4 separate regions of the Homo sapiens genome follow, and regions 1, 3 and 4 are each linked to region 2. Evidence: chromatin loops called from intact Hi-C (ENCODE). Cell type or tissue: Caco-2. All regions are shown on one strand.

The links. Peaks named below come from ENCODE experiments on the same cell type or tissue, not always from the same donor. Only the 100,000 strongest peaks of a DNase experiment are listed, where the experiment ranks them.
Region 1: it touches region 2 in a loop (17-fold over the local background); 7 of 110 quality-filtered maps call a loop at or near these places.
Region 3: a loop joins it to region 2, with 7 times the contacts of the local background. A loop is called at or near these places in 10 of 110 quality-filtered maps.
Region 4: it touches region 2 in a loop (8-fold over the local background); 2 of 110 quality-filtered maps call a loop at or near these places.

What each region holds. Positions count from the first base shown.
Region 1 is chr11:91,245,257-91,253,256 of GRCh38, reverse strand. No RefSeq gene overlaps it. Among named protein-coding and RNA genes, the nearest start is that of LINC02748, 91 kb to the right of the region's middle. In Caco-2, a CTCF peak has its summit at 4,883 (motif pointing right); a DNase peak (open chromatin) is centred at 4,866.
Region 2 is chr11:90,245,243-90,253,242 of GRCh38, reverse strand. It overlaps DISC1FP1 (DISC1 fusion partner 1), which reads right to left and starts at 2,011. Exons shown (of 7, transcript NR_104190.1): 1 at 1,926-2,011. In Caco-2, a CTCF peak has its summit at 3,497 (motif pointing left); no DNase peak of the experiment used is centred here.
Region 3 is chr11:90,455,822-90,463,821 of GRCh38, reverse strand. All of the region lies in intron 1 of DISC1FP1 (DISC1 fusion partner 1), which reads right to left. Among named protein-coding and RNA genes, the nearest start is that of MIR4490, 96 kb to the left of the region's middle. In Caco-2, a CTCF peak has its summit at 4,250; no DNase peak of the experiment used is centred here.
Region 4 is chr11:90,430,210-90,438,209 of GRCh38, reverse strand. All of the region lies in intron 1 of DISC1FP1 (DISC1 fusion partner 1), which reads right to left. Among named protein-coding and RNA genes, the nearest start is that of MIR4490, 120 kb to the left of the region's middle. RefSeq lists an enhancer at 1-245 and a silencer at 3,055-3,349. In Caco-2, a CTCF peak has its summit at 3,153 (motif pointing right); a DNase peak (open chromatin) is centred at 3,179.

The sequences.
Region 1 (8,000 bases), 1.0 Mb before region 2:
ACAAACATAAACAATCACATAAACATAACCAAAGACAAAAACTGCATGATTATCTCAATAGATGCAGAAAAGACCTTCAGTAAAATTCAACACAACTTCATGCTAAAAACTCTCAATAAACTAGGTATTGATGGAACATATCTAAAAATAATAAGAGCTATTTATGACAAACCCACAGCCAATATCATATTGAACGGGCAAAAGCTAGCAGCATTCTCTTTGAAAATCAGCACAAGACAAGGATACCCTCTCTCACTACTACTATTCAACATAGTATTGGAAGTTCTGGCCAGGGCAATCAGGCAAGAGAAAAAAATAAAGGGTATTCAAATAGGAAGAAAGGAAGTCAAATTGTATCTGTTAGCAGATGACATGATTGCATATTTAGAAAACCCCATCAGCTCAGCCCAAAACTCCTTAAGCTGATAAGCAACTTCAGGAAAGTCTCAGGATACTAAATCAATGTGCAAATATCACAAGAATTCCTATACACCAAGAATAGAAAAGCAGAGAGCCAAATCATGAGTGAACTCCCATTCACAATTGATACAAAGAGAATAAAATACCTAGGAATACAATTTACAAGGGATGTGAAGGACCTCTTCAAGGATAACAACAAACCACTGCTCAAAAAATAAGAGAGGACACAAACAAATAGAAAAACATTCCATGCTCATGGAAAGGAAGAACCAATATCGTGAAAATGACCACACTGCCCAAAGTAATCTATAGATTCAATGCTATCCCCATCAACCTACCATTGACTTTCTTCACAGAGCTGAAAAGATTGCTTTAAATTTCACATAAAAAATACCCCATATAGCCAACACAATCCTAAGCAAAAAGTAAAAAGCTGGAAGCATCATGCTACCTGACTTGAAACTATGCTACAAGCTTACAGCAAACAAAACAGCATGGTACTGGTACCAAAACAGACATATTGACCAATGGAACAGAACAGAGGCCTCCGAAATAATACTACACATCTACAATCATCTGATCTTTGACAAACTTGACAAAAACAAGCAATGGGGGAAGAATTGCCTATTTAATAAGTGGTGCTCGGGAAACTGGCTAGCCATATGGAGAAAACCGAAATTGGACTCCTTCCTTACATCTTATACAAAAATTAACTCAAGATGGATTAAGGGCTTAAACATAAAACCTAAAACCATAAAAACCCTACAAGAAAACCTAGTTAATACCACTCAGGGCATAGGCATAGGCAAAGACTTCATGACTAGAACATTACAAGCAATGGCAACAAAAGCCAAAACTGGCAAATGGGATCTGATTAAACTAAAGAGTTTCTGCACAGCAAAGGAACTATCATCAGATTGAACAGGCAACCTACAAAACGTGAGGAGATTTTTTCAATCTATCCATCTGACAAAGGTCAAATATCCAGAATCTGCAAGGAACTTAAACAAATTTAGAAGAAAAAAACAACTCCATCAAAAAGTGGGCAAATGATATAAACAGACACTTCTCAAAAGAAGACATTTATGTGGCCAACCAACATATGAAAAATAGCTCAACATCACTGGTCATTAGAGCAATGCAAAAAAAAAAAAAACACACACACAACTAGATACCATCTCACGCCAGTTAGAATGATGATCATTAAGAAGTCAGGAAACAACAGATGCTGGAGAGGATACGGAGAAATAGGAATGCTTTTGCACTATTTGTGGGAGTATAAATTAGTTCAACCGTTGTGGAAGACTGTGGCAATTCCTCAGGATCTAGAACCAGAAACACAATTTGATCCAGCAATCTAATTACTGGGTATATACCTAAAGGATTATAAATCATTCTACTATAAAGACATATGCACACATATGTTTATTGCAGTGCTATTCACAATAGCAAAGACTTGGAACCAACCCTAATATCCATCAATCATAGACTGGATAAAGAAAATGGGGCACATATACACCATGGAATACTATGCATTCATAAAAATAAAATGAGTTCATGTCCTTTGCAGGGACATGGATGAATCTGGAAACCATCATTTTCAGCAAACTAACACAGGAACAGAAAACCAAACACCGCATGTTCTCACTCATAAGTGGGAGCTGAACAATGAGAACACATGGACACAGGGAGGGGAACATCACATACCAGGGCCTGTCAGGGGGTTGGGGGTAAGGGGAGGGAGAGCATTAGGACAAATACCTAATGCATGTGAGGCTTAAAACCTAGATGGTGGGTTGATGGGTACAGCAAACCACCATGGCACATGTATACCTACTTAACAAACCTGCATAGTTCTGCACATGTATACTGGAACTTAAAGTTTAATAAATAATAATAAAAAGTAGTAGAAATTTAGGTGTGATGAGAAAATAACAATATTATCTAAAATAAAATGGGGAATGTGTGGTAGACAGGAGAGACCATGTTGGTAAAGTACATTAAGATTGGAAAAACACATCAGAATATTCACATTTTAAAACTGTATTATAAGAATATATATTTTTAATATACATCATGTATATTATAGGAATAGTCTATTACAAGAATAAAATTCTACTGTAAGGGAAAGAATATACAGAGATTTTCCTAGGATGGCATATAAACATAATCACAGAATGTTAGACTGGAGAAAATTATGATAAAGATATAAGCCATATATTGCAATCTCATTTTTACATATGAAGCAACAGGCTTAGAGAGATTCAATGACTTCTCCAAGTTCTTACGTTTTGTGAATGGCAGTCATGGTTAGTATTCACAAACTTTATAGTATATTCTTCCTAAGAAAGACCATACCTTCTATAGAAAGAAACAATAGAATCTCCTTCTATGACTAACTTAAAAAAAATTAGAAAAATCAACTCTCTTGTACATCTTAATAGTCAGAGTCTAAACATTTTGATTTATTTTAAAATCAGCAATAAACTAATCATGTATGAATCCATAAATAGCTTTTAATACTCTGAAATGTTTTTTATCTTATTAATGCTCATTTAATTGTATAGAAATGACATAAAAGACAAATACCTACAAAACTTGTGCATACAATGATAATTGCTGTGTAGCATAAGATCTTTAAATTAGAATCATTAACAGCTGGTTTAAAATATAGGAGAATAAATTGGATTCCATTACATGATCCATTTTCACATATAACTTGACTTCATAGTTAGGATGCTTTAATTCTTTCACCCTTTTCCAGTTTTATTCCCGAACAACGTTAATCTTGTTTTTACACCCAGTATGAAAGTGGTCACTGCTTACAATTCTCCTGTTCTTCTACTCCAGATTCTCTGGTTCTTTCATTGTTTGTCCCAGGAACTTTGCACTTGTTTTTGTTCATACCTAGAATTTTTTCTTGAGACTCCTGCAAAGCTGCCTCTCTCTTATTATTGATCTTCCACCTCAACTCTCACTTTATTAGAAAAGTTATACCTTTCTCACTTTATTTCAGTTTCTGCTTTCTGCATATTTTCTATTGCATCCCTTTTTTCACTTTACATACTACTTTTAACTATCTGAAATTTTTAATTTGATCATTATATGACTTCCCTCTAAGACTAAATTAAACATATGTTCTTTCAGTTTTTGGTTTTACTTGATTTCATTTCCCTACCTTCTCTAGGACATTTAGACTCTTTATCGTGGCATTGTGGGGCTGCTATTTCCTAAGGTAGACATTGCACTCACTAATACTGCCCAAGACACTTTCTTAGCATATCATCTCATTGGCTCATGTGAAGCCTGTATGCATTAAGGTTTTCATGCAAGTTGCTATAAAGACTCTTCTCCCAAATTCTATAGATATTTAATTAACTTTTAAGCAAATTTAAGTGAAGGACTTTATAATTAAGTGCCATAAGAATTTCAAAATATAAGCCAAATCCTTTAGCCATGTCCTTTAGAAAGTCTCTGTAGCGCTCATCTATCGAGAAAGCAGACAAGAAATCCAACATATAGCCCTGTTTAGTTTGCATTCCTTTTTACTTACTGAGCATACCTCATCACTTTAACTCCCCTGTGAAATTATGTTTCATGCATCTAGGAACTCTATATAATACCCATACAAAGGCTGCATTTTGAGTGGCTTGGGGAAATATTTTCAGAATCTTGTTTTGAAAGCAAAAAATATAATAGTGGTGACTCTAGGTGGAATGGCAAATTGCTTGTGTTATGTGTAAGGGAAGCTGTTGGCATGACTGGTGGAATGCTCTTTAGCTATTTGTGAATAAGAGATGCTGTTAATATATTAGATATGGTTCATCTTCCAACTCAACCCATGCCTAATTACACTGTATTGGAAGTTAAGTAGACACTGAAGTTAGGGATGTGGAATCACAGGCAGTGTATCCCCATTGTGATTTCTCCCTAGCACCACACAGTTGTGTTTTTTTAATACTGTAGGGAACTTCATAATTATACATTTTCTGCCTCTGAGAGATCCAGTGTATAATTACACAGTTCAAATACAACAGTGCTGGTTACTGTCAAATGCATGTAGCTACATGGGATTAAAATGTATTTAACCCTAATTGCATAGAAATTAGGTGTTTCTATGCAATGATGGGACCTATTACTTATTTTATTGTGAATGTGAAATGTGCAGGTATAATCTACTCCATTTATATGTGAAGGCAGTGTCTATCTCTGTATGTGACATTGTACAAGAATCCAGTTAGTGTAATGCTTTTGATATTTTAACACATACTTTATAAACATTATACAAGAAAATGAATAAAATCTGCAGTGGGATGTATCTTGGGTACATAGTGCATATTTATCACTTATATATTTTGGAGTTATTTTGCTGTTTTTTCTTTTTCTTTTTCTTTTTCTTTTCATTTAACAAGAACTGTCAGCTAATCTCATCGGTAAACACCAGATGGCGCTGCATTGAATATCATTGCCTTGGCAATTTTCCGTGAATGCTATAAACATTCTGGAGGTGAAGTGCATGTAAGAAATAATCTTGTCCAACTCTCATTTCTCAAATGAAAATACTCAAACTCATAGAGGTTACGTAATTTTTACAAAATTATGTTAAGTGTAAAAGTCTGACACTGCATTCACACCTTGCTGGGTTTTGCATATCCTATCCTATATTACTTGGGACCATGGTTTAGTTGCACTAAAGAAAAAGTAGCACAAGGATAATGGTCAAATTTTAAATCTATGATGTTTCATTTACTAGCTGTATGACAAGTGGGAAAGCCATTTAGCCATCTTCACCTTTAGTTTCCTCATTTGTGGAAAAAACGAAGGATTCAAAACATACTTACTTTATAGTTTTATGTTGATTAAATGTAAACTCTGTATTAAATAGCACAAAATATGCTACACAGGAGATGCTGTAGATATGATTCCCTAGATGAATTTAAGGCACCATACATATTTCCTCATTTTCATAATCCCAAAGCCTTTATTACATACTTAATTTTACTTTACGCTGTATTTAAGATAATTTACCTTTTGCTTTTTAGGAGCTTACACCACAACATAGATATTCTGATGTAGATATGTAGACGAACAGCAGAGTTCAAGTACTCCAAGGAAATAATAAGTAGAAAGATATTAGGCAGTGATGTGTGAAAGGGATATGGTGTTTCAGCTTGACCAGTGCAGGCAAGGGACAATGCAAATTAATTCTCAAGTGGGTTACTTAAAAGCAACTTCACAGGATTGGACTCTCAGACTGTCCACTGATTGGCTCTTTTAATCTCCACTTCAGCTGTGTTCAGCCCATGCATTCTACTCACATTCTTCACTATTACCGCATGCTGCAAACTCTCCATTAGAGCTTCTCCTTTGGATTTTGGTGTCATCTGCATTCTGAATCTAGTCTTTGACAATAGTTAGATTTATGTGCCTAGCCTGGCACTTTTCTATTGTGGCTCCAATTTATTTACATGTAAAATGAAAGGCTGAACTAGATAGATGGTGTCTCTCTGAAATTATGTAGTTCTATTTTTCTCCCGCTCTAGTCTCCAATGACAAACCTTCTCCCCTCCACACACACATGCAAACGTAAGCCTAGTCCAAATGTACTTTCTGGTGGGTCTCAAAGCTCTCTAAAGTGCCAGTATTGTATCTCTTGTCTTCTAGACATTGTTTAATCCTCTCCCACAGTCACAGTACTTTTTCATGTGACTCGTTGTGGCCAGTGAGATGTTAACAAAAGTGATGCAAGCAGAGACTTAATAAACACTTTTTTAATTGACTTGTCTTTTGGAAAACTCGTTTGCAAGCATGAGATCACCATGCAGGACTCATGCCAGAATTGTGGATAAATAGCAAGGGACCTAGACAATAAACAATTACAATAAACAAAATAAATAACAGACATATGGCTCACCCAGCTGTCCTATCCAGCCCCAGCCATTGAAGCCACCTCCAAATGACACCCTAGACCTTGTGATGCCCCCACCCTCATGTCCAGCCCTGTAGTGCTGCCCCATGGTGCCTCTACTCGTTCCAGTCCAATCTGTGGTAGAATCCAGAGATCCTGCAAATCTCTGACTGGTAGAATATAGAGCAAATAGAATGATGGATGTTTTCAAGCTATTAAATTTCTGAGTGGTTGTCACACTTCAGTTGATAACCAAAACAATGTGTAACCTTGTTGACTAGTTTTGGCTTAGCCTCTCTAAGCCTCAATTCCCTCATGTGCGAATGAGGGATAATAATGGTACCAATGTCACAAGATTAGGGTTATTAAGTGAGAATTCATGTTATTAATATGTAACAAATAGTGATTAAGGCAGTGATAGGAATAGAGAAAAATCTCAGTATATAATACTGGTTATTATTAAAGGAAAACACTGTCATGATTTGATAGATTTTGTCCCAAAAAAATCTCATTCAAGTAAAATTAAGGATTGGTTATTAGAAGGTTAATGAAATAACTGTAGTTAATCTGCACAGCTGGCAATTAGAAATTCCAGTGTGGCCTTTGTGACCCAAATATTTCCCAGTTCCAACTGCTGTTTAGTGTACCTGCTGATATTTTTTAGCTGTACCTTAAAAATGAATGGGAAGGACTTGGAGTTTTCTAAATGTTTGGGACTTCCAAAACTTCCCAGTTAATTGACACCTGTTTCTCTCACTCTATTGAAAGACACTAGGTCAAGAGATTAGTAGATTACTGGTGACATGAGGACCCACATTTTACTTCCTTGTTTCCCTTCTTTTTTTTTTTTTTTTACCTATTCCCTCCCTTCTAATTTCTTTATCCCAATCACATTTTCACCAGGTATAAAAACTTTTGCCTGCCTCCATTTGAGAACCAGGTTTGGGTGAAAGAAATGATGGGCTATTGCAAAGCATGTTTAGGTTATGTTATCATGGTGCTTTATTGCATTATAATTCTTTGTTATTATTACCATAATAATATGCTAACTATTTTACACATTTTGTGTATTAGAATACAGATGTAATAAAATGTATACATTATTACTATACACATATTATATATTAAAAACTGCATATCAATAATGTTAAATCACATGCCTGAAATAGCATAATGAATAAGATTTGAACTGGAACAGACAATCATCTATCACTGATGGCATTTTCCCCATGTATATAATTGGGACAATTGTACCTACTACTACAGTCATTGTGAAGATTTTTGGTAATAATACATGTAAATAGCCTATGATAGTGCCCAGTATAGAACTGTTACAGATCTACCTTCTTCCACTCTGGAAAATATTCCTCATCAAATATCCAGGACCTCGTTAGTGGTACTTTGTGTACATGAGATGATCCCATCATCAAAGACCATGAAAAGACCTCACATGAGTCCTTATGACAACTTAGCACTCTATAATGCACACCTGAATTACCTAATATATAAGTGATAAGATGAACATTTGCATTTTTATTTTTGGAGTTTGTTGTTAAATTACTGACCTGGATATCTCTTCTGCTGCAAGCACCATGCTCTGGAGTTTGTTAAGTCTCCTGTGCATTGTCGCTACTTCTATAGATCATTTCTGAGTTACTTTTTATTTCTACAG
Region 2 (8,000 bases):
AATGTATCTTCTACTAGGGTGCCAAGAACACATAATGGGTATAGTTTATTAAGAAAGAAAAAATTGGTGTTTGGAAAACTGGTTATCCACATGCAAAAAAAAAAAATTAAATTGAACCCCTATCACGCACGTACAAAAACCAATCTATAATGAATTAGAGACTTAAACAACATGCAACTGTAAAACTCCTAGAAGAAAACATAGGGAAAAAGCTTTTTGACAGTGGTCTTGGCAATATGTTTTTGGATATGGCAACAAAAGCAAAAATAGATATCCAGTATTACATGAAATTAAAAAGTTCTGCACAGCAAAGGAAGCAATCACCTAAATCAAAAGGCAACTGATGGAATTGGAAAAAGCATTTGCAAACCATTCACCTAATAAGAAGTTAATACCCAAAATATATAAAGAACTTATACAACTCAGTACCAAAAGTATAAATAACTGAATTAAAAATTCGGCAAAGTACTTAAATAAACACGTATCAAAAGAAGAAATTCAGATGGTGAACAGGCATATGAAAAAGTACTCAACATCTCTAATCATCAGGGAAATGCAAATCAAACCACCATAAAATATCACCTTACACCTTTAGGATGACTATTATTAAAAAGACAAAAGATAACAAACGTTGATGAGGCTGTGGAGAAAAGAGAATGTTTTTCCCCTGTCTTTTCAAAGGGACTTTCTCATAGAAACAGTTCATGATTACTAACGCCCCCTCTTTGCGTCTCAACACAGCAATCAGGTTCCCACCCTGCCATGCTACTGAAGCTGTTCTGGCAGAGGTCACATCCAGTCTAATTGCCAAATCCAGTCAATAGTTCTTAGTTCTTGTTTCGGTTCTTAATTGTGCAGCATTTGACAATAAATTATCCATTCCGAAAAGTCTTTCAATTCTTGTCTTACATGACCTCATTCTCTAGATTCTTATTTAGCTTCCTGGCCATACTTTTTCAGTCTTACTTGCTGTGTCCTCCACCTCCCTCTTCCTGAGTTACTGTTAAGTGAATTGCAGTTCAAAAACAGGATGCACATTATGGCACTATTTATGATGTATTATGTATACATAAATATGTTACTGGATAGAGTTGTCCAGGTTCTTGCCCTGTTGAACAAAGAATTGAACAAAATGCAGAAACAAAGTGACAAAAGAACAGAGCAAGGAAAGACAAAGCAACCGGAGAATGCAGCAAGGAAAGCACAGATTTATTGACAACAATTCACAGAGTGGGAGCCGGCTGTAGCAAGCAGATCAAGAGCCTCTCCAATTAGGGTTTTTATAAAGCCAAAATAACTTGGCAACACCCCTAGGTGCCCTTTAGTGGCCTCCAGTTGGTTATACCCTATGAAAGATGGGCCTGCAACCCAACAGAGGCTGAAATGGAAACTTCTGTCTTGTAATCACAGGAGTGAAGACGTGGCCTGTATGCTGCCTAATCTTGCCTAGAACTGGCTGCACCTGCTATTCCTTTGCTTAGAACTGGCTGCACCTGCTATTCCTTTGCCTAGAACTGGCTGCACCTGCTATTCCTTTGCCTAGAACGGGCTGCACCTGCTATTCTTTGCTTACTTATGCCTCAACCCTTGTCTATCCTAATTCCCTATTTTTCTGCCTCAGATATATTATACATAGATATTTAGAGTGTACACATAAAAGTTGTGTTTATGTGTAAGATAAGTGTGAGATATCAATATGTATATTATATATGTGTATGTGTATATATGATACATGTGTGTCAAAATGTTAGGCAATGGAAATAATCTGTGTGAACTTCACTTTAATCATTTCTGTAGCTCTTGAATATGTTTGTAATTATTATTTATAACTCTAAGAATCAATGTTATTACTCCGTTTTCAGACTGCTGTAAAGAAATACCCGAGACTGGGTAATTTATGAAGAAAAGAGATGTAATTAACTCACAGTTCTGCAGGCAAAACAGGAAGCATGACTGGGAGGCCTCAGGAAAAATATTCGTGGTGGAAAGCGAAGGGGAAATAAGCACTTCTTTACCATGGCAGGACAGGAAAGAGACCGGGAGATGGAGGAAGTGCTACACGCTTTCAAACAACCAGATCTCGTGAGAACTCACTAACTCTCACAAGTACAGCAAGAGAGAAGTCCGCCACATGATTGAATCACCTCCCATCAGGCCCCTCCCCCAACACGTGGTAATTATAATTCCAGATGAGATTTGGGTGGGAACATAAGAGCCAAACCATATAAGTCAATAATAAATTACCCACTAATGCTTATAGCTCTTTAATTGTACTTATATGCTGATGATTTCTAAACTGCCCTCTCAAGCCCAGGTATTTTCCCTGAGTTCCAGACCTGGATGATCCATAGTCGAATTTACCCTTAAGCCTTATCGTTTTGTGCCTTCACAGTCCCCAAACCATTCTCTAGGTAATTGCTTTCTTGCAGCTATATCTTTACAACTTTATAATATTCAAAATGGAAAGCTTCGTGAATTATTTGTGTTTCTATTGCTAGTGCCCATGATACATACATAGTGCCTTGTAAAGAGAACATGGTTACTGATACTGGTTGAGTGAATAAACTAAGTGGATTATTCTTTTTTTTTTTTTTTTTTTTTTTTGAGACGGAGTCTTGCTCTGTTGCCCAGGCTGGAGTGCAGTGGTGCGAGATCAGCTCACTGCAAGCTCTGCCTCCCGGGTTCACGCCATTCTCCTGCCTCAGCCTCCCGAGTAGCTGGGACTACAGGCGCCCGCCACCAGGCCCGGCTAATTTTTTGTTTTTGTATTTTTAGTAGAGGCGGGGTTTCACCGTGTTAGCCAGGATGGTCTGATCTCTGCCCGCCTCCGCCTCCCAAAGTGCTGGGATTACAGGCGTGAGCCACCGCGCCCGTCCGGATTATTCTTTATTCCTTGTGGTTTAAGGAATTATCAAAGTATTTTTAGTTAGGGAGTAACATGTTCAGATTTCTAATTTAAGATTAATCTGGATGTATATTAAAAAATGAAATAAGGCCGGGCGCGGTGGCCTGTAATCCCAGCACTTTGAGAGGCCGAGGCAGGTGGACCACTTGAGGTCAGGAACTCGAGACCAACTTGGCCAACATGGTGAAACGCCGTCTGTACTAAAAATACAAAAATTAGCCAGGAGTAGTGGCGCGGGCCCCAACTACTCAGGAGGCTGAGGCAGGAAAATCGCTTGAACCCGGGAGGCAGAGGTTGCAATGAGCCGAGATCCCGCCACTGCACTCCAGCCTGGGCGGGAGAGAGACTGCTGCATCACAGGAAAAAAAAAAAAAAAAAAGTGGAGAGTTTAGAAGGGAGAAGGGAGAAGGCAAGTATAAAAAGTCGCAGAAACTCTATGCACCAATGATAGAACCTTTCTGATGAAGTTTTACCTCTAAGGAACAACCACAAAAAAAAATTGCATTTCTTACACATTAGCTTTTTAAGATACACATTATTTGGTTTAATGACAGGTTGTTTACTGATTCTAAAATAAATCTTTTCTGCCATCTTGTGGACAGAAACAATATTTATTTATCTTTTTATACCAATGTTTAAACTTGGTAGTATTTACTGAGCCTATAATTATCCATAATGTTATTTATTATTTTAAAAGAAACTTCAACTTAACCCTTAAAAATCAAAAAGCATTTCTTCTTCTGCTTTCATGCCAACTTACTTTTAACTCTACATGGACTTTTTATGTGTATATATTTAGTCATACTGTTTTGTTAATTGTAAGATAAATATTTCTAAACTTACTGAAATTTGCTTTTGTTCAATTTTGCTCCAAATTCTATAGGCTAAAGAAAAACCTCAGTGATGATTTCATTGTGAATATACCTATTGAGCTCCTTTCCTATTATTGAGTTCTTATATATTAATTTATTCGATTTAACAAGTATCTACTGAGTACCTACCTTATGTCAGTCATTGCTCTAAACACGGAGGATATAATCGTTTTAAAAAGAGACAAAAATTTCTTCCTTCCAGGAGTTCACATTTTAGTTAGATATATGGAGTGGATTTATATGTCCTGATGTTCCTTAAAAACTTATTTCCCGCTATAACAAACTGATTTGGAAGGAAGATATAGGAGAAATTCTCTCTAAAATAGACTTTTTTGAGAAATATGGTCTGGAATATTCCAAAGTTAGGGTCACGCATATAAAATTTTGTAGAAACTACAAGTCTTAGTAACTTTCTGTATTGATAGGATTATAGAAAAGTATACTACAAATATACAAAAATTCAGTCAAAGAGTTCAAAACTGTAGGTAGTTTATTTAAATCTGAACAAAGCAATTCATTTAGCACTTGTATGCGCCATTTAAAAAACTAAAGTTTAATAAAAATTGAAATGGTATAGAAAAGCTGGGATGTTAGATAATAATGGAAATGTAATTTTTTTGGAAATGCCAGCCATCTTTGCACAAAAAAAATTCTTCTTCCTAATCAACAACGGTTCCGAACACTCTGCCTGTAAACTTGTTTTTGTTATTAGTAGAGCATTTAGTCCATCAAATTCTGAAATATGATTAATTTCATTTTCTGAACCTTTAATCTAAAAAAAAAAGATTCTCAGTAAAAATGCTTATGCTTCAAAATATTTCAGTTTGTCTCATGCCTAGGTCCTCTCCAAAAGCAGAGCTGAATACAAAGGCTTGTAAGCAGATAGTTTTTTTTTTTATTGTTTGTTGTTAAATTATCTCAAAGAAGAGAAGTGGGAAACTGGGAAGAGACGGAAAGGAAGGAAGAAAACTAAACCTTAGAGTACACTGTTGCACTAATTATTGCAGTATTACTTGGGGCTCAGTCTTTCTAAGAAGCCTTGTAGAAATCATCTCAGGTGTATTTTCCACTTGAGACAGAATCAGGGAGAATTTACACACCAGTTCCCATTCCTAAGTTGGACAAGTTTTGCACTATTTTGTGTTTACTCCTCTCACTTCCAGGTGTTTTTTTTGTGTGTGTGTGAGATGGAGTCTCGCTCTGTCGCCCAGGCTGGAGTGCAGTGGCGCCATCTCGGCTCACTGCAAGCTCCGCCTCCCGGGTTCACGCCATTCTCCTGCCTCAGCCTCCCGAGTAGCTGGGACTACAGGCCCCCGCCAACACGCATGGGTAATTTTTTGTATTTTTTAGTAGAGACGGGATTTCACTGTGTTAGCCAGGATGCTCTCCATCTCCTGACCCCGTGATCCGCCCGCCTCTGCCTCCCAAAGTGCTGGGATACTTTTCAGCTCTTTTATGAAGCTATTAAAACCAATTAAGGAAATTTTAAAAGTTAAAAAAAAATAAGATTTTATCATAAGAAAGTGTATTTCACAATTTGGATATAAAAATTTAATAAATTACTTCCATCAAGATTACTGTTTATAGAGGAAACTCAAATATGAATAACATTAGAAAAGTTGTATTCCTCAAATAACTGTGTGTATGGTTGCATGAGTGCACACAGGCATGTGCTAAAGAGTAAAAATATATATTTATGTTTTTTAATAACAACTTTGTCATCTCTAGTTCCTCCTACTCTTTGTATCCATTTAAGTTTTTTCCTTGCTTTGTAGGGATAAAGTTCAATGTATTTTTATTTGTAATCTTTATTTTTAAAAATCACAACTCTCTAAGAATTTCCAAAGTTGAAGGTTTTCTGGCAATGTAAATTTATTAACTGTTTTGTTTAAAGATGTTCAGCTCCTTCTGAAAAGAAAATGCAACTGAATTTTGGAAGAATCATTTATAAAATATGCAATACCATTTTGTTGATTTACAAAATAGTGAAATAGAGTAGTAGTGTTTATGTTGATTTACAAAGTAGTGAAATAAATTTAGTACATTCCTAAAAATTTGATTGATGCTAGGAAGAAAGAGAAGAAAACGTCCAGCCATACTGAGGTTTTGTTTGTTTGTTTTTCAGGAAGGGAAGGAATTCAACATAGGCTTCATCACAAAAAAAGTTCAGTTTAGTCATTCTATGGTATACAAAAATATTTGTAAATTCTGACAGAGTTATATTTTAAATAGTACACTATCATAGTTTAACTAAACAAAATTATAATGCACCAACACTAATCTCAAGTATATTTCTGCTTCATAAATTTCTTAATTTCGTAACATTGTACCATCCTGCTGTGCTCCAACAAAATTAGTATTCATATTATATTCATATTCATAAAACACTTTTATTTTCAATGTAAAATTACTTAAGTGAATTTGTAATAGCATTCACCATATCTCAGATGTACAACCTTTACAGAAAGCAATACAAAAAACAAAATAATAGTGAAGCAACATTTTAAAAAATGTCTAGAAGTATATAAAGGATTTTATATCAAGCTCTCCTTCACATTTCAGGCCTTTGGAAAAAGCTATTTTAAACATGTAAGAACTCAAGGAATATTATTTTCATAGGCTATTTCTGAGGACTCCACTAGAGTACAAGCCTTATATGACCAAAAGAATGACTGAGGAAACTGCAGCCAAAAGATGGATGGCAACCAGTGAACATATTTATTAAATATATTTGTTATAAATGAATAAATAAATTTAGATCAATTTAATATATACTTATAAATTTAGGTCAATTTAATATATACATATATTAAATAATTTATATAATAAATATATTTAAACTATAAATGCATAATAAAGCTGGGCTTAAGGGTGGAAGACTATTATACAAATGCTACATTTACTGACTAATATGGCTTTGCTCTGTTCCCACCCAAATCTCACCGTGAATTGTAATAATCCCCACATGTCAAAGGTGGGGCAAGTGGAGATAATTGAATCATGGGGGCAGTTTCCCCCATACTGTTCTTGTGGTAGTGAATAAGTCTCACGAGATCTGATGGTTTTATAAATGGGAGTTCCCCTGCACAAGTTCTCTTGCCTGCCATCATGTAAGCGGTGACTTTGCTCCTCATTCACTTTCAGCCATGATGGTGAGGCCTCCACAGCCATGTGGAAGTGCGAGTCAATTAAACCTCTTTCCTTTATAAATTACCCAGTCTCACGTATGTCTTTATTAGCAGCATGAGAACAGACTAATACACTGACAAAGTAAAAAAAAAATTAGAGAAGATGGAAGAAAGAAAAACAATGTAATAATCTCATTGATTGTCCTGTAGAAAGCAGTTAAAGGTCACTCAGTTAAAGCTGACAAACTGAACAGTAGAAGCCCAAGTAAGAAAAGAAAGAGGTAATTATATAAAGATATTAATACACAGAAAACCACTGAAACAAAAATGCAAAAGTTCCTATATACCAAAATAAAGACAATTAAAATAAACAAAATAAAACAAAACTTAGTTGACATCATTTGTTGCAGTCTTCTATTTAAATCTCTTTTATCTTTGTGGATTTATATACTTTTTTTTATTCCTACACTATAATTTTGGTGAAATCTGAGGAGAAAATGGCAATAAATGTATGTGTTCAATATGACATGGCTTACCAAAATAAAGTCTTTTTTTAAGCCCTGAGGTTGGAACTTCCTGCTGTATGTAGGTCATCGGGTTAGGTCTGTAACTAATCCTACATGGTATTCCAGATTCACAACTTATCATGAAGGAAGGTGAAAGGTGACTGCTCATCGCTGGATATGCTATGTCTCTGGCTTGGGAGGCTGGATGGATGATGGTACATGAATTGGTTGTTTACCTATTTCTATTCAGCTTCCAATGGTCCTTCTCTGCAAATAAGAGTTGCAAGTTCTTTGTCTAGTTAACACAGTCCACCACAATCTGTATCTAATTTGATTATTTAATCTAATTTTATGCATAAAATTTTTCTGCTATAATGTTTGCTTGTTTTTTTTTTTGAGACGGAGTCTCACTGTGGTGCCCAGGCTGGAGTGCAATGGCACTCCGCCTCCTGGGTTCAAGCCATTCTCCTGCCTCAGCCTCCCGAGTAGCTGGGATTACAGGCACCCACCACCCATCCCTCCCCAGCTAATTTTTGTATTTTTAGTAGAGATGGGATTTCACCATGTTGGTCAGGCTGGTCTTGAACTC
Region 3 (8,000 bases), 210 kb before region 2:
CCATTATGTGAAGTTATTTAAATGTTAACATGTTATAGAGGCATCTGTGGTATGAAATACAACAACCCATTTGGTATCAGAAGATCTAAGTTAGCATCTTACGTCTAGTATTTAAAGGCAAAATTTATGTTAAATTCATCTCTGCTATAACAGCATTAAGAGATGCATCTTTAGGCCATTGATGAGGCTATGAACGCTCTGCCCTCATAAATAGGATGAATTCCTTACAGAAGGGGCAGAGATAACCATGTAGGTGCCCTTCTGTTCTTCAACCCCTTTTGTCTGTGAAGACACAGGTTCCCCCCTCTAGAAGATATAACAAAAAGGTGTCATCTTGCAAGCAGCCCTCACCTGACACTGAACCTGCCAGCACCTTGATCTTGGACTTCTAGGCCTCCAGAAATGTGAGAAATAAGTTTATGTTGTTTATAAATTACATAGTCTATGCTATTTTGTTATAACAGCACCAAGACATATGAGATATCAAAAATATTCAAATTTATGGAATCACAGAATAGAATAGAACACAATATGTGGTTAACTACAGTAACCATACTGTGGAATAGATCCTCTTGAACTTTTTCCTTCTAACTGAAATTTGGTATCGTTTGACCAACATCTCCCCAATTCCACACCTCCCACCCACTCCAGCCTCTGACATCCACCATTCTACCCTCTACTTTTTTGAGATCTACTTTTTTGCAACCATGAATAATGGTAACAGACTGGATGCAAAGTGTTCTCACCATAAAAATAATAATGCGAGCTAATGAATATGTTAATTAGCTAAAGCCAGTCATTTCACAATGTATATATCCTTTAAAATAGTGTGTTGTACATAGTACATACGTATAGTTTTATTTGTCAAAAAAAAAAAAGAGTGGAATGGTGGTTGCTAGGAGCTGGGGGAAGAGGCAAATAGGAGTTACTACCAAGCAGTGGGCGAAAAGTTTCAGTAAAGAAAAATATATAAGCTCTAGAGATTTGCTGTGCATCACTGTGTTGCCGGAGGGCTAAGGTTGGTCTCCAGATGATGTGAGATCCCAGCCCCAACCAGTCTAGCTGTTCTTGTCATCAGCATGAGAAAGAATTCGAGGATAGCTCACAATAAAGTAAAAGCCAAGAAGCTTTTACTGTAAAGCAAAAGTAGCCACCTAGAGAAGTGTGGGCATCCTCATGAGAATGAGTTACGCACAGCGGAGTTTGGATTTCTAATTTGATGGGTGTGTCTTTAATTAGGGGGTTGGAATAATCATTAAGTATTCTGGAAAACAGTGGATTTCAGGTCTCCTGGTTACTGCCCCTTTCACCCTTATTTGGGTTTGCCTGGAAGAGTTATGGACATGTCTCCGTGACAAGAGTATTGGTCATTTTCTCTTTGTTCTCCCTTATTTTGGGTTTTCTGTTTTCTTTCTTTTTTTTTTTTTTTTTTGCCTAATTCCTGTTTTAGCTATTGTTTGTTTTTTTTCCATCCTCCTACGACTACCCAGTGCTATTCCTATCTCAATTGTGCCTTTATTTTCACATGTATTAGTCTGTCATTTACTTTCCTTGAGATGTCATTGTCTGCTTTTGTAATCATGATTACAATGGTAACAAGATGGGAAGTGTTGTCTTCTCATTTGTTTTGTACACGATTTTGTAAATAATTGGCATCAATTGGCCTGGCTCGGTGGCTCACGCCTGTAATCCCAGCACTTTCAGAGGCCAAGGCGGGCAGATCATGAGGTCAGGAGATTGAGACCATCCTGGCTAACACGGTGAAACCCCGTCTCTACTAAAAATACAAAAAATTAGCCGGGCGTGGTGGCGGGGGCCTGTAGTCCCAGCTACTTGGGAGGCTGAGGCAGGAGAATGGCGTGAACCCGGGAGACGGAGCTTGCAGTGAGCCGAGATCATGCCACTGCACTCCAGCCTGGGCCACAGAGCCAGACTCCATCTCAAAAAAAAAAAAAAAAAAAAAAAGAGGTATAGAGAAGCTGCAAAAATTAACCACCAGCAGAGCTGACTACAACAAATTTTAAAGGAAAAATAAAAACAATGTATTGTTAGGTCATGATAAATGTAAAGTAGAATGTATGATGATAGCACAAATGTAGAAAGAGGAGAAATTGGAAGTGTGCTTTTTTAAGGTCCTTACATAATACGTAAAATTTAATAACACTTAAAGGCACACTGTGATAAACTGAAGTGAATAATTTAAAATATGAATCATAAGTAAATCAGTTTTAAAAGGTATATACCTAATAAGCCAGTAAAACCCTCAAAAAGGGAGAAAAAAGAATGATCAAATAAAAAACACAAATAATAAAAAGAAAATGGTAGCTTATACCCAATGATATCCACAATAACTTTAAAATAGGCTGAGTACTCAACTAAGAAGCAGAGTGCCAGGTTGGGTGTTTTGAAAATAGTACCATTGTACATATTTCCCTCAAGAAATCCACTTGAAAGATAAAGAACTATGTCAAAATTAAAAGAATAGATAAAAGATACACCATGCAAACACTAAACAAAATAAAGCTGGATTTGAGACCAAAGACTATTACTAAGGTTAAAGAGGATCAGTTCACAATGATAAAGGGATCAATTCATTAAGAGGACATACCAACTGTAAACATTTATGCACCAAATCAGAAAACTTTAAAACACATGAATCAAAAAAGGATAGGACTGCCAGAAGAAACAGACAATTCTAAAATATATAACAGAAGTTCAAAACACATGAAGTAAATAATAACAAAAATGAAAAGATGAATAGAAATATCCACAAGTCCAACTGGAAATTGCAACTCCCCAATACAGTAATTGATAGAACAAGCAGAAAATCACCAAGGACATAGAATACTTGAGCAACAATATCAAACAAATTGACCTATTTAATATTTTAGAATTCTTGCCTCAACACATGCAGAAGGACTCTTTATTTTTTTAATTCAGGTACCTTTGGAACATTTACCAATATAAATTGTATTCTGAGACATAAATAAATGTCAATAAACTTTAAAGAATTAGAATCATACAAAATTTGTTCTCTCATCAAAAAGGCAATTTTCTCTTTGGCCTAAGCTAGAGAAAACAGAATTTCTGTCACTTGCAACCAAAAGATTTTATGATAGTACAGTTGCATGAAAAATTTCTTCATTAGAGCTGAGGTTAGAAAATAGGCTTCTCATTTACCAGCAACTTTCACCTCACTGTGATTAAAATTTTTTCATAGCATTAATTTAGCTTTCTTCTTCTTTTCACCTAAATCTGACTTTCTCTTCCAGCCATTTCACTGAATATTTTTTCACCTTTACCATGGTCTCTCCAAAGTTCAATATGAAGAGAATTGGGAGAATGACCTTCACAATGTTGTGCTGCCAGAAAACATTATTTAGTCATTTTTGGCTAATCTTACGGGTTTCCCCTCGAATCCACATTCTGAAGAAAGAAAGCACATATTGTGTAGCTTAGCTGTTCCAAATTTGTAGGACAGTGGACTTCATTCTTTATTAGATCATGATGTTTCAAATATTCAGTTTAAAGCTATATGGATTCTCCACGAACAATGGTTAAATACACACACACAAACACACACATACACACACCCCATTTGGAAGAATTTCATGGCTCCTAAGTAAAAAATTTTTCTATAAACAGAAATATAACATTTTAATTCAAAATGATTTTAAAATCATTATTATTATTATCATTATTAATAATATGAGACAGAGTCTCACTCTGTCACCCAGGCTGGAGTGCAGTGGTGCGATCTCGGCTCACTGAAACCTCTGCCTCCCGGGTTCAAGCGATTCTCCTGCCTCAGCCTCCTGAGTAGCTGGGACTGCAGGTGCTTAGCACCATGCCTGGCTAATTTTTTTGTACTTTTAGTAGAGACGGGATTACACTGTGTTAGCCAGGATGGTCTCAATCTCCCGACCTCGTGATCTGCCCGCCTCAGCCTCCCAAAGTGCTGGGATTACAGGCGTGAGCCACTGCACTTGGCCTATATTTAAAAATTTTTAGTTATTTTAAGAAAATATGCAAATACTTATTAGAAGCTTTTAATATAATTGTACTATTATGGAATAATGTTACATTAATTTTATTACTCATACAGCAACTACATAATTTTTTAAAATATTAAAAGTGCAAGTCTAAAATATTTTACTAATTAACCTCTGGTTCCTACATAAATAAACCCTGCTATAACTCAATGACTCCACCAGAGGTCATAGTACTATAAATGGAACCATGAAATCGCTGGTAAATATCTTTTAAATTCCCCTTGAATTTCTAAAATATTGAGACACAAACTACAAGAGCCCTGAGAACTATCACACTTACTGATATAAGATGAAACCAAACACCTCCCTTGGGGATTATGTGAAAGGTAAGCCAGAGAGAGTCATCTGAACATTGTAGAAAAATTAGATATGCAAATAATGTCCACCACTATGTAAATCGTGTTTCAATACAAAGGAAAACAATTACAATAGCAGTATTTCCCATTTCTGCACATTTTTATTAATATTTGTTCATTTGACTTTACAACAGTCCTAGGAAGAAAAGAGAGTTATTATTATTCTCATTTTTTTAAAAAGTAACAACGTTCCAGGAGATTCAGTCAATTTCCACCCTAGTTCTATGGCTATGGTTTACTTTTATAAGCCCTAGTCATAAATGGTAAAATATGAAACAAAAAGCATTTATAAATCTGATTTTTATTTGCTGCTGCATTGATGACATAAATAATGGTTTTTAAAGAACTCAAACAGAATTTAGAACATAGAGACCTGTAGGTTTTCTTTAAAACAATAAATAGAATGCTCTTGGGAGAAAAGCATATAGACACAAATTTTTTAATCTAATAAACTGTACTCCTCAAAGTCATCTATCTTGTTACTATCACTTGCAGCAAGGGAGTCTTGGCACAACTGAGAAATCATAAACTCACAAATATAAAATTTAATGAGAAATCAAATAACATAAACCAATCTCATAAAAAGAAATGAGGAAATGAAATAAAAAGCAGCCAGGAAAAAAAAAATCTGACTTTAGCATTTTTGATTGTTTGCCAGGTCACAGACTGCTATAAAAAAACTTCTATTAATGGATGCAAAATTGAAATATTTGGAGAATGGAAGGAGAGATGGCCAGGGTTAGTATTTTTGTTGGATTGATTATAAAATTTATGACAGTATGTGGCAACACCAACACCATAATGTAAGGATAGACCAGATTTTCAATTATTTTTTATAATATTATTACTAAAATTAAAGTGCAGCATATACCAGAAAGACTTCTAGCATGACAGATAATTTGCATTCATATCTCATCTTTTCAGCTGATTGATGTGCTCTAAGTTACTTCACCCATCTAGCTCTATTTTTCCTCATATAATGCGAGATGCTCATACTAACAAATTAAACATTCCCATAGTAAAAGATTAGTAAGCAAATACTGAAGTACCTTAAAGACATACTTTAAATAAATACAATTCAGTACAACTTTCAGTTGTGTATGAGAGTGCTTCAAATAATAATAATGTTTATAAATATTCAATGAATATTTATTGAGAACTTACCATGCTACATGTGTTGGGTACTGGATACTATTATTAGATAGTCTATAGACAGAAAGATATCAAAATAATATGTACATGAAATTTCTAGCACATTCATACACAGAAATAAGTAGTGTTATCTCATTTAAAAGCGTGGCTTTGCTCAATATGGGCAGGAGAAATTTTAAAACTTTGCTTCTGATCATAAAATCAATAATTATCCATTTTGTAGAACTTGAAAATATATAAAAAGTTCTAAAATGACCAGAAAAATAATCTGAAATACTGATAGATTTCCCCTATTAATATATTTCAAAAAGTTATTAATGTGATATTTACACATACATTATATTTTTGCTTTTTGTTTCATTTGTTTTTCTTTTATAATTTCAATTTTATTTTAGATTCAGGGGGTATATGTGTAGGTTCATAATACGGATATATTGAGTGACACTGAAGTTTGGGGTACAAATGATCCCATCACTAAAGTAGTGAGCATAGTACCTAATGGGGATTTTTTCAGACCTTGCCCACTTCCCTCTCTCCCCAGTCTGTCTGCAGTGCCCATTGTTCCCAACTTATGTGCATGTGTACACAATGCTTAATACATTGTATTCAGTTTTCTGTTTCTGTTAATTCACTTAGGATCATGGCTTCCAACTGTATCTATGTTGCTGTAAAGGAAATGATTTTGTTCTTTGTTATGGCTATGTAGTATTCCATGGTGTCTATGTTCCACATTTTCTTTATCCAATCCACCATTGATGGAGCATCTAGGTTGATTCCATGTCTTTTCTATTGTGAGTAGTGCTGTGATGAACATATGAGTGCACGTGCCTCTTTGGTAAAATGATTTCTTTTCCCTTAGGTATATACCCAGTGATGACATTACTGGGTCAAATGGAAGTTCCGTTTTAAGTTTTTTTTGTTTGTTTGTTTTTGTTTTGAGACGGGGTCTTGCTCTGTCACCCAGGCAGGAGTGCAGTGGTGCGATCTCAGCTCACTGCAACCTCTACCTCCCGGGTTCCAGCAATTCTCTGCCTCAGCCTCCCGAGTAGCTAGGATTACAGGCAGGTGCCCCCACGTCTGGCTAATTTTTGTATTTGTAGTAGAGACAGGGTTTCACCATCTTGGCCAGGCTGGTCTAGAACTCCTGACCTCATGATCCACCAGCCTCAGCCTCCCAAAGTGTTGGGATTACAGGTGTGAGCCACTGCACCTGACCTGTTTTAAGTTCTTTGAGATACCTCCAAATTGCTTTCCACAGTGGCTGAATTAATTTACATTTCTACCAACAGTGTATAAGCATTCCCTTTTCTCCACAGCCTTGCCAGCGTCTGTTGTCTTTTGAATTTTTAATAATGGCCATTCTGACTTGTGTGAGATGGAATCTCATTGTGGTTTTGATGTGTACTTCTTTGACAGTTAAAGATGTTGAGCATTTTTTCATATGTTTGTTGGCCACTTGTATGTCTTCTTTTGAGAAGTGTTATGTTCACGTCTCTTTTTAATGCTGTTATCTGTTTTTTGCTTGTTAAATTGTTTAAGTTTCTTGGCTGGGCATGGTGGCTCACATCTGTAATCCCAGCACTTTGGGAGGTCAAGGCGGGTGGATCACTTGAGGTCAGGAGTTCGAGACCAGCCTGACCAACATGGTGAAACCCCATCTCTACCAAAAAAAAAAAAAAAAAAAAAAAAGCCAGGCATGGTGGTGGGCACCTGTAATCCCAGCTACTTGGGTTGAGATGCTGAGGCAGGAGAATGGCTTGAACCCAGGAGGCAGAGGATGTGGTGAGCCGAGATCATGCCACTGCACTCCAGCCTGGGTGACAGAGTGAGACTGAGTCTCTAAAAAAGAAATTGTTTACGTTTCTTATATATTCTGGATATTAAACCTTTGATGCACAGTTTGCAAATGTATTTTTTCATTCTGTAGATTTTCTGCTTACTCTGTTGATAGTTTATTCTGCTGTGCAGAAGGTCTTTAATTAGGTCCCACTTGTCTATTTTTGGTTTTGTTGCAATTGCTTTTGAGAACTTAGTCATAAATTCTTTCCCAAAGCCAAAGTCCAGAATGGTATTTCCTAGGTTTTTCTAGGACTCTTATAATTTGAGGTCTTACATTTGAGTCCTTCATGCATCTTGAGTTAATTTTTGTAGATGGTGAAAATTAAGGGACCAGTTTCATTCTTCCACACATGGCAAGCCAGTTAGCACAGCATCATTTATTGAATAGGGAATCTTTTCCCCATTGCTTATTTTTGTCAATTTTGTCAAAGATCAGATGGCTGTAGGTGTATGGGTTTATTTCTGAATTCTCTATTTTGTTTCATTTGTCTATGTTGGGGTGATCAGACCCAACACCAGGTCGTGGGGGTGACAAAGTCCGGAAGAGTCAAAGGATTCAGAAAAAGACAGTTTGAGAGATAAAGGTGGGACCCAGGGGGCC
Region 4 (8,000 bases), 180 kb before region 2:
TGATTTTGCTGCTTACAATGATCCCTGAGCACAGAGCTGAAGTCCTGTATAGTGCTCCTAAGTTCAATAAGGCTATGATACGCTTTACGAAGAAAATAGCGTGTTAGATAAACTTCATACATATGTAAATTATAGTGTTGTTGGCCATGAGTTCAATGTTCATGAATCAACTATATATAGTAAATAAAGTGCCTTTAAACAAAAACACATTAAATAGGGTTGTCTGATAATTAGTTGATGAAATATTGTGAACAGAAGCTCACAAGAACATATCCCTGTATTTACCTTTGGAGCAATAGTACAATATTCACTTAATTAAGTGTTCATGGCAACTTTATAGAATATAACTACTGCAAATAGTGAGTATAATGAGAATTTACTGTGTGAGTGTAGTGTTATCTCATATGTAGTTTTATTTATGTAATAGCATATAGAATCAATATAAATCTTGATATATGTTATACATATCATATATAAATCAAGAAGCACATTGGTAGTCTGCTTATTGTTTTCATTCCTAAGACACTTTGATCAATTAGCTATTTGGTAGATCTCTTTGAATGAGATATTCTAATTATCTTTCCATCCCAGTGTAGATTATTGTAATAACTCTGCCCACCTTATCCCTTTGAATTAAGCTGTATATCTGGCCTCTCCATTCTGTAATCCTGTTGTTCCCATTGAAGCTAGAAAGCCCAATTCCACTGCATCAACCCTTATCAACACCTTTGAACTACAATGCACAAGCAGAAAAGATCATAGCATGATAATAATGTTTTAGTAATAGTCACTGAATATGTTTGGACACGGTTTATTCACAACTATAAATTTTACAAATTTATCTGCTATTTGTTTAAACTTGTTAATCACAAAATTTCCCCATTTTAAATATCCACATATACTTCATGCCATAAATCCTTACATACATTGCTAATAATTTTAGGGAAATCACATCATTTAAATGCCATAAGGGCTATTTAAGAGACCATATGATATGAAACAACAACAAAAAAGGAAAAGCTTATTCTAAAAAAAGTATATATTTTAGTCTTTTTTTTTAATTTTTGAAAAGTACTGGCCAAAACCACCTTTCTATAATAAATTGTTATTTTTAAAATAGGTCTTACTGTATATAATTTATTTCACAATGAAACACATATAACTTGTATCAATGAAGCTCTCAAGTATACCACTTGAAAATATTTAAACTAAGACCCTTATAATTATTACTACCATTTTGTTATCACCAATCAAAATCAAAATATTGTAGAAACCAATATATCAGAAACAAAAATGACATTAGAATTGCTTACAGTCTAATTAAGTGGAAAAATACACTTTAAACCTGGAAAAATATGCAGGAACAAAAGCCAAGAATACTTGGTAGACCTTAAGACAGAAATCACTTCTGAAGACAGAACTTGAAGGAGATAATTCTCTAGTTAAGAGATGTTTTCCACTTTTAAGTTGAATTTTCCTAAGCGTTGAATCCATATTATAGAAAATCCCTGGAGAATTTAGTTGCAGCTTAGCTACCCAGCTAAGTAAGACATTATTTGTCTAGAATTCAACTAGCCAAAGGGGTGGAGTGGGAGAAGAAACAAAAAAATTCAAAAGCAGTGCTCTCACAGAGAAAATTCTCTAGAGGCTATAAATTCCTCAATAAATACATGATAAATAAATTTATTTGGAGTGACAAGGCAGCTGCCAAATAAACCTTATCCCTAGTGTGCCTTATAATATCTAAACACTCCTCCAATGGAAATAACAGAAATCTATTTGTATATCAATGTACAGCTCAAAGAATATTTTTCATTTGCTTTGCTCAATTTAACCTTCATATTGTCTTTGAAATATAGGTATTATTATTTATGTCCCTGCTTTGGAGATGAGGAAACCAACTAATGGAATTTAAGTATGAAGAGTTGAGCTGGAGAAAGAGAAGAAAATGGACTCAGGTAAAATTAATTTAAAGCTATGTTTTAGAAAATGATAATGTGAAGAGAATACCAATAACATTTTTTATTCTCCTTTGGCTATACTATGATATTCTAGGCATAGCTTTCAAAAATATAAATATAAATTTAGCTTATAAATGTGTAATAATAGGCTCAACTATGTGCCCAGGCCATTAATTTTATGCTGTTCATTGTACTACTCCTACTACCAATTCTAATTTTATGATTAGAACTATTCTTTATACTGAGGATGGGGTTGGTAGAAGAGAAGAAAAGAAACATTGCAGTGGTTTGACAATTCTGTGGGAAAATAATACGCACTCGAGCTTAAAAAAATTCATTTTGTTTTATTTTTATATGCAGTGAATAAATATAATTTTAGTGTAATATAGATAGTCATGCAGGTATGTTTAGCAATTTATGACTTTGACAAGATGATGAGAAGAGACTGAAGAAAAATAGTCACTGAATGAACAGAGTGACTAAGCAGATGAAAATATGGAGGGGAAAATGTTGAGATTCAGTGCAGGCACTATGGAGGTTCTGGGTAGAAAGTAACTATTTACATTTATTCAGTAGACTATAATAGTCGGCAGACCCCACAAATAATAGTAAGAGTATATACTTTGTTATGTGCAAACTGTCAGGGAATAAGTAAGGAGACACAGTTTAAATCTCTTCACAGTTCAGTGGGCTGCCGCATACATAAATAATATAACATGACATTCTATGAGTGAATCACTAAAGTAAGTTCTACAAAATAGTGATTCCATATTAAATACTGAAAAGACTAAGGAGGTTGGGTTATCCTAGGTATTATGATTGGAATTTTTTTCATCAAGTTGGAGAAGACATGCTGAAAATGCATGTGAATTCATGTCTTGCAAGGTGTTCAGGTCAATCCACCTCCTGTGGATCTCTCAGAAAAACATTACTTTGTGATATACTGAGCTATTATTTTTGTGGTCTCAAGATGATTACAGGCTATGTATCGACATTTGGCTAATGAAACTTGAAAATAATATTTTGTTTAGAAATCAATGTTCTGTGTTGAGTAGATTTTACTTATAATTTTTTAAAGGGCTAGTTGATTACTCTTGCTTTTGCAATTTAGTCCCTAAATAGTTAATTCTTGGGATTCTTGAGTAACTCAGAGCCTTAAATGCTTGGCTAATATGAAAAATGGTCAGCCCTGCAACCAGCAGGAGGCATAAGAGGATTTGATAACTGTTGGAAAAGGCAGCCTAAGGCAACAGGACTCTAATCAGTCAGTGCCACTACTATTGGAAACTCTGAGAGCAGATGACAGAAGTGAGAATCCTCCTTGAGGACCAGTAGGGATTTTGAACAACTATACCTGCTCTTCTTTAACATTAACATATGTCAAATCTCAACTTGTATAAGACATTTCAACTCTTAATTATTCTTTCGGTTAAGATTCCTCCTGTTTTCTCTCTACTGACCCAAGGAGTAAATAAGGCATGTTTGCTTTATGTCTACTGTGTGAATCTGTATCTTTGTGTAAAGATATATTTGTGTGGTGAAAACTTTTTGAAGCTTTACTTCCAGCCTAGAAAATAAGTTTCCAACCAGGTTACTCCAGCTAGTGTCAGGAAACCAGGCATACTAATTAAAGGAAATTTGCCAGGAAACACAAGCAATCAAGAAATTATTGCCTGTTTGTAATTGGAGGGAGAGAGGAAATACTAATTTTGGATTGTGGAGTTATGTGAGTGTTGTGATTGTGTTATTATATTGCAATATACTCATGGGAATTTTAGTACAAATTCTGTACACTGTGAGAGAGAGGAGGATCACACCTGAATAGTGAGATCATACCCTGTATTAGCATCCTGAAAATGTAGCAGCTATCTCAGGAAGGAGCCCAGAACTGGAAGGGAAGTCTCAATGAGGTAGCAGAGAATGGCCATTTATTTTCTCTTAGCTTTGATGGTAAAATGGCCAAGATATTGTGAAAGGAGTTCCCAAGAACTAAATATGATGTTGCCCTTCAAATATTGGAATTAGTAAATTCAATCTCTTTGATCAAAATAGTCTCCTAGTCATGACTAAAGACATTCTTTTCCAACAGAAACTCAGCAATATTCTTAAGCAGTTACCAAGAGAATTAGCATAGCTATCAGTGATGAAACCACTTGAGAACATGGATGATGAAAAAGTACAGACGTGGAAGGGGTAAAGACAAAAGCTAGTTGCACTTTTCTTCTATTATCTAAAGTATTTTCAACTTATCTCTATTCTAGTGTTTCACATAGCATAATAATTCATGTACATGTCTGCTTTCCTCATTGGAACTTGAGCTTCTTGAGAGCAGATTTCTCATCTTTATATGCATAGTTCCTGACCCTGGGCCGGGCACATGGAAGACTCTAGACAATGAATAATGTTAATGAAGGAATAAATAGCACCTGAAAACTAAAGCAACTTCATCTCTATTTAGGGATGAGATGACATATTTGCAAACTAGTGGTTATTTTCATAATTGCCATTGTATTGAGGTAGAAAATAAATGTTATTGAGGTATAAGATTAATAAGTATACATAGATCTGATACTATAAACAATATGAACTAAGAACTTCCCTGTTTGACAAAACTTCCTAAAGTTAGAAGAACTTGGATAGTTTAGTATCTTATATAGAACTGAAAAATATTCCTTCATGCCAATATATGTCTGCCTATAACTGTTATGAACCCCTTTAGAACCATATACACCCCTGGCCACCACCCCCAAACACCAACCATCTTCAAAAACAAGATACAGATCTTATCTATAGAAATGCAAACATGACCAAAGATGCTGGAATTCTCAGTCCTGTCATACAGATAGCTGTGTAGTATTACTGGCAGACAGAAAAACTGAGAAGAAACTTGGAAAGTTAATAAATTGTATAACTCATAAAATCTTTGTGAAAACTTCTAAAACTCTCTGTATGAGGGAAGAAAGGAACTCCAAGTTAGCAGTTAAGCTCCCAGACATGTCTTAGTCAAACTAAGGTTTAAGGAAGCTAAATGAAGCTCGGTGAGTTGCTCAAGTGGTAGAACCAGGACCAGAAAACAGTTTTTTAGACTCTTGGGTTTATGCATCTATTACAAAATGGGCTTTGTCTTTATGGAAAATTTTATCAAGCAATAGAGGCTAATTAGAGTTCTGTGTTAACAAGGATCTGAAGCCAAGTTCTAACTCATTAGAAAAGATTGCTGTGGTTGATTATATATGATCAAAACCACAATGAGATACCATCTCACACCAGTCAGAATGGATATTATTAAAAAGTCAAAAAGTAACAGATGCTGGCAAGGTTGCAGAGAAAATGAAACACTTATACACTGTTGGTGGGCATGTAAATTATTTCAACCATTGTGGAAAGCAGTATGATGATTCCTCGAAGAAATAAAAGCCCAACTACCATTTGACCTAGCAAATGCATTAGAGTGTATATACCTAGACAAATATAAATCATTCTACCATAAAGACACATGTACACAAATGTACACTGCAGCAGTATTCACAATAGCAAAGACATGGCATCAACCTAAATGCCCATCAATGACAGATTGGATAAAGATAACGTGACACATATATACCATGGAATAATAGGCACCCATAAAAAAGAATGAAATCATGTCTTTTGTGGGAACATGGGTGGAGCTGGAGGCTTTATCCTTAGAAAACTAATGCAGGATCAGAAACCAAATACCACATCTTCTTACTTATAAGTGGGAGGTAAATGATGAAAGCTCATGAACACAAAGAAGAAAACAACAGGCAGTAGGGCCTATTGGAGGGTGGAGGGTGGGAGGAGAGAGAAGGGCAGGAAAGATAACTATTGGGTACTGAGCTTAATACCTGGGTGATGAAATAATCTGTACAACAAACCCCCAAGACACGAGTTTACCTACATAACAAACCTTCACATGTACCCCAAATATAAATTTATTTTTGAAAAAAAGAGTGGCCAATTATCAGCTCTTCCTATACTACATTCCCCTGTTGAGGTCTCCAGATATGTATGTCTACCCCAATAGTAACACTGATTTGACTGATTATAAGATCGCTAAAAAATGGAAAGAATTGCTTCCAGCTACAGAGAATTAGCGGTGATGGTAGGTGCCCCCTCTTATACCAGCATACTAGATAGAACTTCATTGACTGGCTTATCCTCAAACGCAGCTTCAGAGATAATCAGAGAAAGAGAAGGAAAAGAGGATATGTTCAGAAAGTGGGTTATGCCCTGGAATTCTCTGCTGCTAAAGAAAAAAAATAAGAGAAGGAATTTTTCATACAATTTATAGAATTTAAAATATTTGCATAATTTCTGTGATTTTAATAGCAAAAATTAAAGTGTTGCAGCTTTTCATACCAACCCTTTCCACCTAACTAAAGTATCTTTATTTTTGAGTCTTAACAATGAAGAGGCTTGCCTTTTGAATGATGGAAGTTCTTCACAAACATAAGACTAGTAATCATTCTCAGGCAATTAAGAATTCTCTCTTTCAGGTGGCCAATTCCATGGACTTGCTCAACACAGCACAAAGACTATAATTTATACATTGCTATACTTAAAGTACTTTTTGGCATATTCTTCTAAGAAAGTAAAAAAAGCATTGTAGCGGCGCAATAAGGTAATTGTTATCTAAATATGTAATATGATCATTCTTATCTAAATATGTAGAGAAAAAAACATGCTTTAAAATGTTATATTGGCTATTAACAATCTCTTGGACACTCATTCATACTAGAGTCTTTTTCATGTGTTTCTGTCCCTTTCTCTGAATGGTCTTGCTGCCCATTACCTTTTTTTCTGGCTGTAAAGGCCTAGTCACAAAGAACTTTCAGAGCCCACTACATTTCAGATCTATTGTCATTTTCAATGCCTAATTCTGTGTGGAGCGGTGTAATTTAAATTCAATTTTAGAGTAATTTTAATAGAACATTTGCATAATACAGTTCTTGTTTCTTGTAATTCAAATCTGCTTACTCCAAATAGGTTTCTCCATGGACACCCCTCAGCCACGCACCAAGTTCTAATACATTTGGCTTACCTGTAATGAGAGTAGGGAAGCAAAAAGAAGCAAAGCCTATGGGAAGAGGACTGAGGTGGGATTTCATAAAGCTATTAATTAACAATACTAGAAGGACCTTGAATTTTCACAGAATTACACATTGTTAAAACAAGCACACCTGTTATCTAATCCTTCCATTCTAATCTCTACTGGGCAACTTCAGGCTCAGACAAGCTCCCTCACGCAATATATTCACATTCGAAAGGGTGATATCATGGGTAATTTTCATCCTGAAATTTGGTGAAAAGTAAACGGAATTTAAAAGGGCCTTTTCTCTATCCTTGACTATCAGATGGCAATAATTACTGCTACCTGCTCTTGTCTGCTTCTATTCCTCATTTGCATTTGTTAGATATCCAGTTGGATTTTTTTCATAAATTGTTTTGGCTATTTTTTCTCTCTCCTTTTCCATAAGCCCTTTTTGGAAATTATTCTGAGAGTAAGGCAGAAGAAATTCTAACATCCTTAAATGTGTTTATTTCCATTCATTACAGAAAAAAAAGTTTAAGAAATACAACTGCATACAGTGGCTGTTATATCAAGAAATGTACCTGCATATATTGATTTTTATATCATTATTATTGATATTTAATATAAGGTTTTTCTCTTTTTCTCACTTCATGGGTATGTAAAATATGTATCATGTTTACCACTCTTGGACTTCTATTAAGAATTATTTAGGTAACCAATTTACATCTTAAATTCATATTTCTTTTCTATTTCTAGATACGCTGCCGACACAAATTTAAGTGGATAATTAAAAAAAAAAAAACAACTTATACCTTCAAGGTGGCTGCTAGTACAAAAGGAGGATTTTGTTACAATTACTCTTTTTTCTAAAATATCCTCCTAACTTGATCTTTTAAACTCAGGTTTCTCACCTGCCCAAAACCATTTTCATGCTACTGCTAAACTTAATTACCTAAAATAACTGTCTGATCTTCTACTACCCACAT